Linked DNA regions of Homo sapiens: region 2 is linked to region 1. The links are chromatin loops, found by intact Hi-C in ENCODE. Cell type or tissue: GM12878. All regions are shown on one strand. Each heading gives the region's core, and the rest is flanking DNA. Links, peaks and the distances in the headings are about the cores only.

Region 1 (4,390 bases), core at 207-4,206:
ACAAGATAATTACAATCTTTGCAATACTCTGTGCCTAATGAAAATGGTTTTGGCTGGGCAAGGTGGCTCACGCCTGTAATCCCAGCACTTTGGGAAGCCGAGGAGGGCAGATCACTTGAGGTCAGAAGTTTGAGACCACCACACCAACATGGTGAAACCCCGTGTCTACTAAAAATACAAAAATAGCCAGGCGTGGTGGCACACACCTGTAACCCCAGTTACTCAGGAGGCTGAAGCAGGAGAATCCCTTGAGCCTGGGAGGCAGAGACTGCAGTGAGCCAAGATCACAGCATGGCACTCCAGCCTGGGTGACAGAGCTAGATTCTGTCTCAAAAAAAAAGAAAAGTAAACAGTTTTAATTAGTGACATCAGACTACAATTTTTATTTTACTTCAAACTAAGATATCTGCCTTGTCAGGGACTTCCCAGAAAATGGATACAGCAAGTGGACTTTTTTGTCACTTATTAGAAAAATTAAGTAAATTAATATAATACCACACAAAACCTCTCATCACAAACAAAACACCTACTTTGCATTAAACAATTTAATACATGCAAGTATTGAATTTAGTCACCTAAAGGAAACAAAACTTCTGATAAGAAGCAGGAAAATTCAGAGACAATATGAAGACCCTAAATCAGGAGACTAATTTGAGTAATAATAAAACTGTGGTCTCCCACAAAAAAAAAGATCCTAAATCAAACAGTTCTATTTAATTTCAAATTTCAATTGCATATATATAATAAGGACTCAATTTTTAATAACTCCTTACCTATATACATATGCCAGGTCCTGTTCTAAAATCTTCACTTGTCCCATTTAACCTCCACAACAATTTTCACTTTACAGATGAGTAAATTAACTTGTCCAAGTCCAGGCAGAACAGGGATCCAAACTCAGGCTGACTCCATTACACTACAATGTTTTCCTAACAACTATCCTATCAACTATCCAATCCTATCAATGTTTCCATTTCTATTCCCACTGATTATATTAAGCATCTAGGATAAAGCAAATAAGGATAAAATAAAAGTTAAAAACTTGGTGACTTCTGGAATGATTTAAATATTCGACCTCTAAATATCCCTCCTTTTCAAATCTGAGAACACTCCAGCTATCAGATACCAGGCAGGACATACTTATTTGGGACAGAGTATCACAAAGAAGCTACCAAAACAAATAAAAACAATACTATCATATAAACCATGGTATAGCAAACAATGACCTGTGGGCTGGGCCAAATTCAGACCTTGGTCTTTTTTCATACAAGCTAAGAATGGTTTTTACATTTGCTAAAGGACTTTTAAAAACAAAACAAAGGACAATTTACCACAGCAAAGCCTAAAAATTCACTATCTGTGTCCCTTTCAGAAAAAGTTTACTGACCCCTGATCTAAGCTACTGATAAAGAGGTTTCCTTCCCCTTTTTAAAAATAGCTAAGCAGTGGCTCATGCCTGTAATCCCAGCACTTCGCGGGAGGCCAAGGCAGGTGGATGGATCACTTGAGGTCGGGAGTTCGAGACCAGCCTGATCAACATGGAGAAACCCCATCTCTACTAAAAATACAAAATTAGCTGGGAGTGGTGGCGCATGCCTGTAATTCCAGCTACTTGGGAGGCTGAAGCAGGAGAGTTGCTTGAACCCAGGAGGTGGAGGTTGCAGTGAGCCAAGATGGTGCCGTTGCACTCCAGCCTGGGCAACAAGAGCGAAACTCTGTCTAAAAAAAAAAAAAAAGCTAAATGCGCCAGGTGCAGTGGCTCACGCTTATAATCCCAGCACTTTGAGAGGCCGAGGAGGCCAGACCACGCAGTGAGGAGTTCGAGACCAGCCTGGCCAACTTGGTGAAACCCAGTCTCTATTAAAAATACAAAAATTAGGCCGAGTGTGGTAGCTCACACCCATAATCCCAGCACTTTGGGAGGTCAAGGCAGGTGGATCAGGAAGTCAGGAGTTCAAGAACAGCTTGGCCAAGATGGTGAAACCCTGTCTCTACTAAAAATACAAAAATTAGCTGGGCGTGGTGGCACGTGCCTGTAGTCCCAGCTACTCGGGAGGCTGAGGCAGAGAACTGCTTGAACCCAGGAGGCGGAGGTTGCAGTGAGCCGAGGTCGCACCATTGCACTCCAGCCTGGGTGACAGAACAAGACTCCATCTCAAAAAAAAAAAAAAAATACAAAAATTAGCTAGGCGTGGTGGCCTGCGCCTGTAATCCCAGCTACTCAAGAGCTGAGGCAGGAGAGCTGCTTGAACTCGGGAGGCAGAAGTTGCAGTGAGCCAAGATTGTGCCACTGCACTCCAGCCTGGGCAACAGAGCAAGACTCTGTCTCGGGGGGGGGGGGAAAAAAGCTAAATGCAGGAACTGACTTGTAAGACAAACTATATCTAGGAGGATTAAAGGCGGAGTCCCTTAGCTCTAAACCAGAAGATAAATGTCTGAAGCATACTACCCACACCACCCCACCCCACCCCCATCCCGGGACAAAAAGGGCAAAAATAAGTGGTTTCCTCTCACCAGGAGGTGGCAGTAGGTTCTGGTTTGCCCATGGACTCAAGTTTTTTGTAGTGGTTACTAAGAAAAGCAAGCAGCCTGACCTCTCCAAAGAGCTGACTTTCTGTGCCTGACAATCTGAACAAAAAGGAAATGGAAAAGGAAGACAGGAACTAACCACATTCTCTTCAGTTACCTATTCACTCTCAACTAGAAAAATGACACCATTTCTGGCCGGGCGAGGTAGCTCATGCCTGTAATACCAGCACTTTGGGAGGCCGAGGCGGGTGGATCACAAGGTCAGGAGATCGAGAACATCCTGGCTAACACGGTGAAACCCCGTCTCTGCTAAAAATACAAAAAATTAGCCGGACGTGGTGGCAAGGCACCTGTAGTCCCAGCTACTCGGGAGGCTGAGGCAGAAGAATGGCGTGAACCCGGGAGGCAGAGCTTGCAGTGAGCAGAGATCGTGCCACTGCACTCCAGCCTGGGTGACAGAGCGAGACTCTGTCTCAAAAACAAAACAAAAAAAATCAGCCGTTTGTGGTGGCGCATGCCTGTAATGCCAGCTACTCGGGAGGCTGAGGCAGGAGAATAGCTTGAACCCAGGAGGCAGAGGTTGCACTGAGCCGAGATTGCACCATTGCACTCCAGCCTGGGCAACAGATGCAAAACTCCGTCTCAAAAAAAGAAAGGAGAAAAGAAAAATGACACCATTTCCTAAATGCATCTAGGCAAAAAGGTAAAGGGGTAGGGGAGAAGGCAAGTAAGAATGATCAGCTTGCATTATTCAGGGCTGTTCTTCATATTTGCTTCTACAATTCTTAAGAGTTATTACCCTTATAACTCTTCAGTTATTTGAGCAAGACAATGAATTTGTCTGCACAACTTCATGCAAGATGACATTTTAAAGATCAGAATTTGGGCCGGGCGCGGTGGCTCACGCCTGTAATACCAGCACTTTTGGGAGGCTGTGGCGGGTGGATCACCTGAGGTCAGGAGTTTGAGACCAGCCTGACCAACATGGCGAAATCCCGTCTCTAAAAATACAAAAATTAGCCGGGCGTGGTGGCGCATGCCTGTAATCCCAACTACTTGGGAGGCTGAGGCAAGAGAATGGAATGAACCCAGGAGGCAAAGGTTGCAGTGAGCCAAGATCGAGCCACTGCACTCCAGCCTGGGCCACAGAACGAGACTCCATCTCAAAAAAAAAAAAAAAAATTAAAAAAAAAATAAGTTAAAGAAGGAAAGTAGTAAACTTACAGCATTTCCCAGGAGAGCTAAACCCAGAAGTCAAAACAGGAAATTACAAGTCAAATGAACACATGCAGAAGTCATAGGTACTGGGTGACTGTACTAGCCAAGTTGCCCTGACAGGCACTGGCAAACATCCATTAACTAACAGCGCCAGACCTCTCATTGTTTCTTACTCCAACTTTCTGCTATACTACCAAAAGCTTAATTTTTGCCCAGAAACCCTTGGACACTTAATCAAATAACATTAGTATAAAACATGCCATGTCATGAAGCTTGCTTCATGATGACTCAGCAGCTTCTGCAAAACATCCAGTTGACAGCCTAGGATAATAAACAGCAAGTGGGTAGACCCTATGTCCACCAAAGCCTCAATAAGGACTAAAGAAAGTCCTTATTTTTAAGATTAAAAAAAAAAAAAAGGAGAGTATTCTTTTGAATATACCTGAATACTTTCCTTGGGTAGTGGTAGTTTCTGCCAATATTAAATAGCACCTACAGTGTTGATCAAGAAACCCCTAAATACCTTTACTTCCCAATTCAAAAGCTAAAATATGTTTTCTTTTTTAATTAAATAGGACAAGAAGCAAAAGTATTTTAGATAAGGGGCAATGATAAATTATCAAGATTTAAAACAAAACTACAC
Region 2 (4,390 bases), core at 164-4,163, 100 kb after region 1:
GGCATGCGCCACCACGCCGGCTAATTTTGTATTTTTAGTAGAGATGGGGTTTCTCCATGTTGGTCAGGCTGGTCTCGAACACCGGACCTCAGGTGATCTGCCTGCCTCGGCCTCCCAAAGTGCTGGGATTACAGGCGTGAGCCACCACACCCGGCCAAGCTTTTTTTTTTCTTTTTAATGCTTTTCGATAATCTAATTCATTTTAATATAATTTCAGGGGGATTCATGGAATACTCAAAGCATACCACAGACTCCAAATTAAGAAGTCCTGAACTAGGGACTCAGCCACTGAATCACTCTGCCATGTTAACTGTGCTTTTTCTTTTTGAGACAGGGTCTTGCTCTGTTGTCCAGGCTGGGGTGCATTGGTATGATCATGGCTCACTGCTGCTTAGACCTACCTGGGCTTTGGTGATCCTCCCACCTCAGCCTCCTGAGTAGCTGGTGGGACTATAGGTGCTCATCACCATGCCTGGTTAATTTTTTTGTGTTTTTTTTGTTTTTTTTTGTTTTGTTTTGAGACAGAATCTTGCTCTGTCACCCAGGTTGGAATGTAGTGGTGTGATCTTGGCTCACTGCAACCTCCACCTCCCGGGTTCAAGCGATTCTCCTGCCTCAGCCTCCCGAGTAGCTGGGACTACAGGTGCCCGCCACTAAGCCTGGCTAATTTTTTTGTATTTTTAGTAGAGACGGGGTTTCACCATATTGGCCAGGCTGGTCTTGAACTCCTGACCTTGTGATCCACCTGCCTCTGCCTCCCAAAGTGCAGGGATTACAGGCGTGAGCCACTGCACTCTGCCCATGCCTGGTCAATTTTTAAATTTCTTTTTTAGACATGGGGTCTCATAGTGTTGACCAGGCTGGTTTCAGACTCCTAACTGTGCCCATTTTTCCCATGGGAAAAAGCTCTGTTAGGCACTGGTCCTCTGGAGCAGAATGTCCATGGGGTGTTTCCATAGTGGAGGGTGGGCTGTGCACTTACACCCCACAACTGGGAACCCGGGTCTATATCGCAGCTTCACTTTGGGCAGAATGGCATCTTATTCTTCACCTGCTCTAAGAATCACAAGAAATAACCTGGTAGTTCAACGTACATTTTCTGAAATATCTTATGCCTACCTAGGCCACTATATCTAAATAGCTGAAATACCAGAGTTTAAAAGGAGGGTAACAATGAGTCATTGAAGCCTGTTTTGTTTTGAGTACTTTGGACTGCAAAATAATCCTCCTGAGTTGTATCTTACAAAGACCATTTAGGGGCCAGGAAGGAACTAGAGTATATCGCAAAGGTATGAGATTACCTTTAAAAAGAGAGAGCGATATGGGGCACAGAGCTGAATATGGTTTCCAAAATATTTCCCATTTGATTAAAACAAAGAAAAAACTTGTGACCTCCAAATATTAAATGTTATAATAATCTTTTAAGACCATGACTTGGGCCAGGCACCGTGGCTCACGCCTGTAATCCCAGCACTTTGGGAAGCCGAGGCGGGCGGATCACAAGGTCAGGAGATCAAGACCATCCTGGCTAACACGGTGAAACCCCGTCTCCACTAAAAATACAAAAAATTAGCCCGATATGGTGGTGGGCGCCTGTAGTCCCAGCTACTCGGGAGGCTGAGGCAAGAGAATGGCGTGAACCCGGAAGGCGGAGCTTGCAGTGAGCCGAGATCGCGCCACTGCACTCCAGCCTGGGCGACAGAGTGAGACTCCGTCTCAAACAAACAAACAAACAAACAAAACCATGACTTAATCCTCAAAGCTTCTAATATCGATTATTAGTAGAGAAAAAAGAATGCAGACCTTGACTATTTGCCTTAGTTTCTTGATCCACCTCAAGAACATAGCTTAAATAGAATGAAAAACAAAATAAAACAAAACAAAAAACTTGAACCACCATCGTTCTCCAAGGCTGGCCTGTGCTTACCTCCCCCTGCTGGCTGATGATAGGGACTGCATACTGAAGTTTCACATCACAGAAGAGGCATTCCAAGAATACATTCGCCACCCCGATGAGGTTGTGATTTTCTTGGGCTTCATAGAAAGGGTCACCTCGTTTTCCGTAGAGTCTCTTTGCCTGAGAAGTAGGAGGGGCCAGTGAGTGGACGAATAAGAAACATAACATCAATTTAAATAATATTATTTAAAACTAGCATTTGAAAAAAAATTTAAAGAATCTATCCATTTAAACAGCAAGTAAAATTATAATGTCACATAAATAAAAACTAAATTAGCTGGGCGTGGTGGCGCACGCCTGTGGTCCCACCTACTCAGGAGGCTGGGGCACGAGAATCGCTTGAACCCAGGAGACAGAGGTTTCAGTGAGCTGAGATTACACCACTCCAGCCTGAGTGACAGAGCGAGACTCTGTCTCCATTAAAAAAAAAAAAAAAAAAAAAAAAAAAAAAAAAAGAATTAGCCCATGGGAGGGGCCTGTTTGCTGGGGAGCTAACTAATGCCTGTGCAGAAGATTCCTCTTCAGTTCCTGCCTTGTCTTCCTTATCTACCTCACTTGCAGCTTTTTCATTTCATCCCCTTTGTTTTGCCTCATCTCCTTTGCCAAGTCTTCTTTTCCACTGCTAATGTCCAAAAAATGGATTATGCAAGCTTAAATTACTCTTAGTAATCTACCTGGCCACGATCACAGCTAGGGGTGCGTGAACACACATTAATGAATGCGAAATCCACACTGGCTCCAGTCAAGCTGATTTTTCACAGCACCGATAAAATGGCATAAATTTACTTCATTCTACTTCTTTTCACTTGAAATGTAGTAAACATGAAGCCAAATAAGAATCTACTATATGTTTTCTTCATTTAGTTCCCAACTGTGTGGGGATCATGTGTTGTATTACTGATCCAACTTAGCGCTTCTTTCAAAATCACTTGTACTTTATTTTCCTAATATAATATCTAACGTATCATGAGCACATCTCCGTGTGTGTGTGTGTGTGTGTGTGTGTGTGTGTGTGTGTTGCTAAATCGCTTATATTCTCTGTTTTTAACATAACAAAATCTCCATTACATTTTGTCTCTTTTACCTCAGGAACTTTTTCCTTCCATTCTTGGTAAAGGTCTCTCATGTCAATTAATTTATTCTCCAGCTTCTCAATGGTCCACACTTGGGTGCTCTTTCCTTTCCTCCTCACTTGGATAGCTGGTTCACTCACTATTGCACCTCTCTGCATAAGGAAGAAAAACAAAACAAACCCTGTTATAACTCCTTTTTCGATTGCTAAAGCAATATATATACAACAGTAACACAGTAAGTTTGCAAAACACATAAATGCATACAAAAGAAGATAAAATTCTACCACCTACGAGGATAGTCTGGTTTATTTTCTACCTTCTATGTACACTCATGCACACTTTTTAATTTTTATCACGATCAAGACCAAACAAAAGTATAACTTCATACCCCAATCCTCTCTCCAGTTTTGATATTGTGATCATTTTTCTTGTATTGTTAAATATTCTTCATAAGCACGATTTTTTTTTTTTTTTGAGATAGGATCTTGCTCTATCATCCAAGCTGCAGTGAAGTGGTATGATCTTAGTGCACTGCAGCCTTGACCTCCTGGGCTCCAGGAATCCTCCCACCTCAGCCTCCCAAGTAGCTGGGACTATAGGCACATGACACCATGACTGACTATTTTTTATTTTATTTTTTGTATTTTTTTGTATAGATGGGGTTTTGTTATGTTGCCCGGGCTGGTCTCGAACTCCTGTACTCAAGCGATCTGCCCACCTTGGCCTGCCAAAGTGCTAGGATTACAGGCGTGAGCCACCAGGCCCAGCCATAACCATGATTTTTTAATGGCAACACAGCAGTGTCCTTAGCATTTGGATGTACTATACATTTGAGTAATTATTCTATTGTTTGACATCATGTCTGTTTCAAGGTTTTGCTATTATAAAGTCCACTATAAGCATCCTTGTGTATAAATCTCTATGGACACTTCTATGACTATGGGCTTAGAATAAATTTCCCAAAGGGGAACTACTAGGTCAAAAGACTAAAACCCAGTAAGACTGATAAGATACTCCCTGACTCATTTTCTAGCTTGCTTGCTGGAAGAAAAAGTGAATGGATGAAAAACAATTTTCTTACTTTTTTTAAATTTAGTTTTTCTTTTTTTCTGAGTCATAGAAAAACAATTTTCTGGCTGGGCACGGTGGCTCATGCCTGTAATCCCAGCACTTTGGGAGGCCAAGGTGGGTGGATCACCTGAGGTCAGGAGTTCGAGACCAGCCTCACTAACATGGTGAAACCCTGCCTCTACTAAAAATACAAAATTAGCTTGGTGTGGTGGCGCATGCCTGTAATCCCAGCCACTTGGGAGGCTGAGGCAAGAGAATCACTTGAACCCGGGAGGCGGAGGTTGTAGTG

Evidence for each region. Hi-C counts contacts between places; a loop is a spot of excess contacts. Peaks named below come from ENCODE experiments on the same cell type or tissue, not always from the same donor. Only the 100,000 strongest peaks of a DNase experiment are listed, where the experiment ranks them.
Region 2: a loop joins it to region 1, with 6 times the contacts of the local background. A loop is called at or near these places in 17 of 110 quality-filtered maps.

What each region holds. Positions count from the first base shown.
Region 1 is chr6:17,699,504-17,703,893 of GRCh38, forward strand. All of the region lies in intron 1 of NUP153 (nucleoporin 153), which reads right to left. Among named protein-coding and RNA genes, the nearest start is that of NUP153, 5.2 kb to the right of the region's middle. RefSeq lists an enhancer at 2,253-2,372. In GM12878, for the core only: a CTCF peak has its summit at 2,527 (motif pointing right); a DNase peak (open chromatin) is centred at 2,554; H3K4me3 peaks cover 3,163 bases; H3K27ac peaks cover 2,874 bases.
Region 2 is chr6:17,802,434-17,806,823 of GRCh38, forward strand. KIF13A (kinesin family member 13A) reads right to left here. Exons shown (of 39, transcript NM_022113.6): 19 at 3,042-3,182; 20 at 1,928-2,077. Among named protein-coding and RNA genes, the nearest start is that of NUP153-AS1, 98 kb to the left of the region's middle. In GM12878, for the core only: a CTCF peak has its summit at 1,935 (motif pointing left); a DNase peak (open chromatin) is centred at 1,914.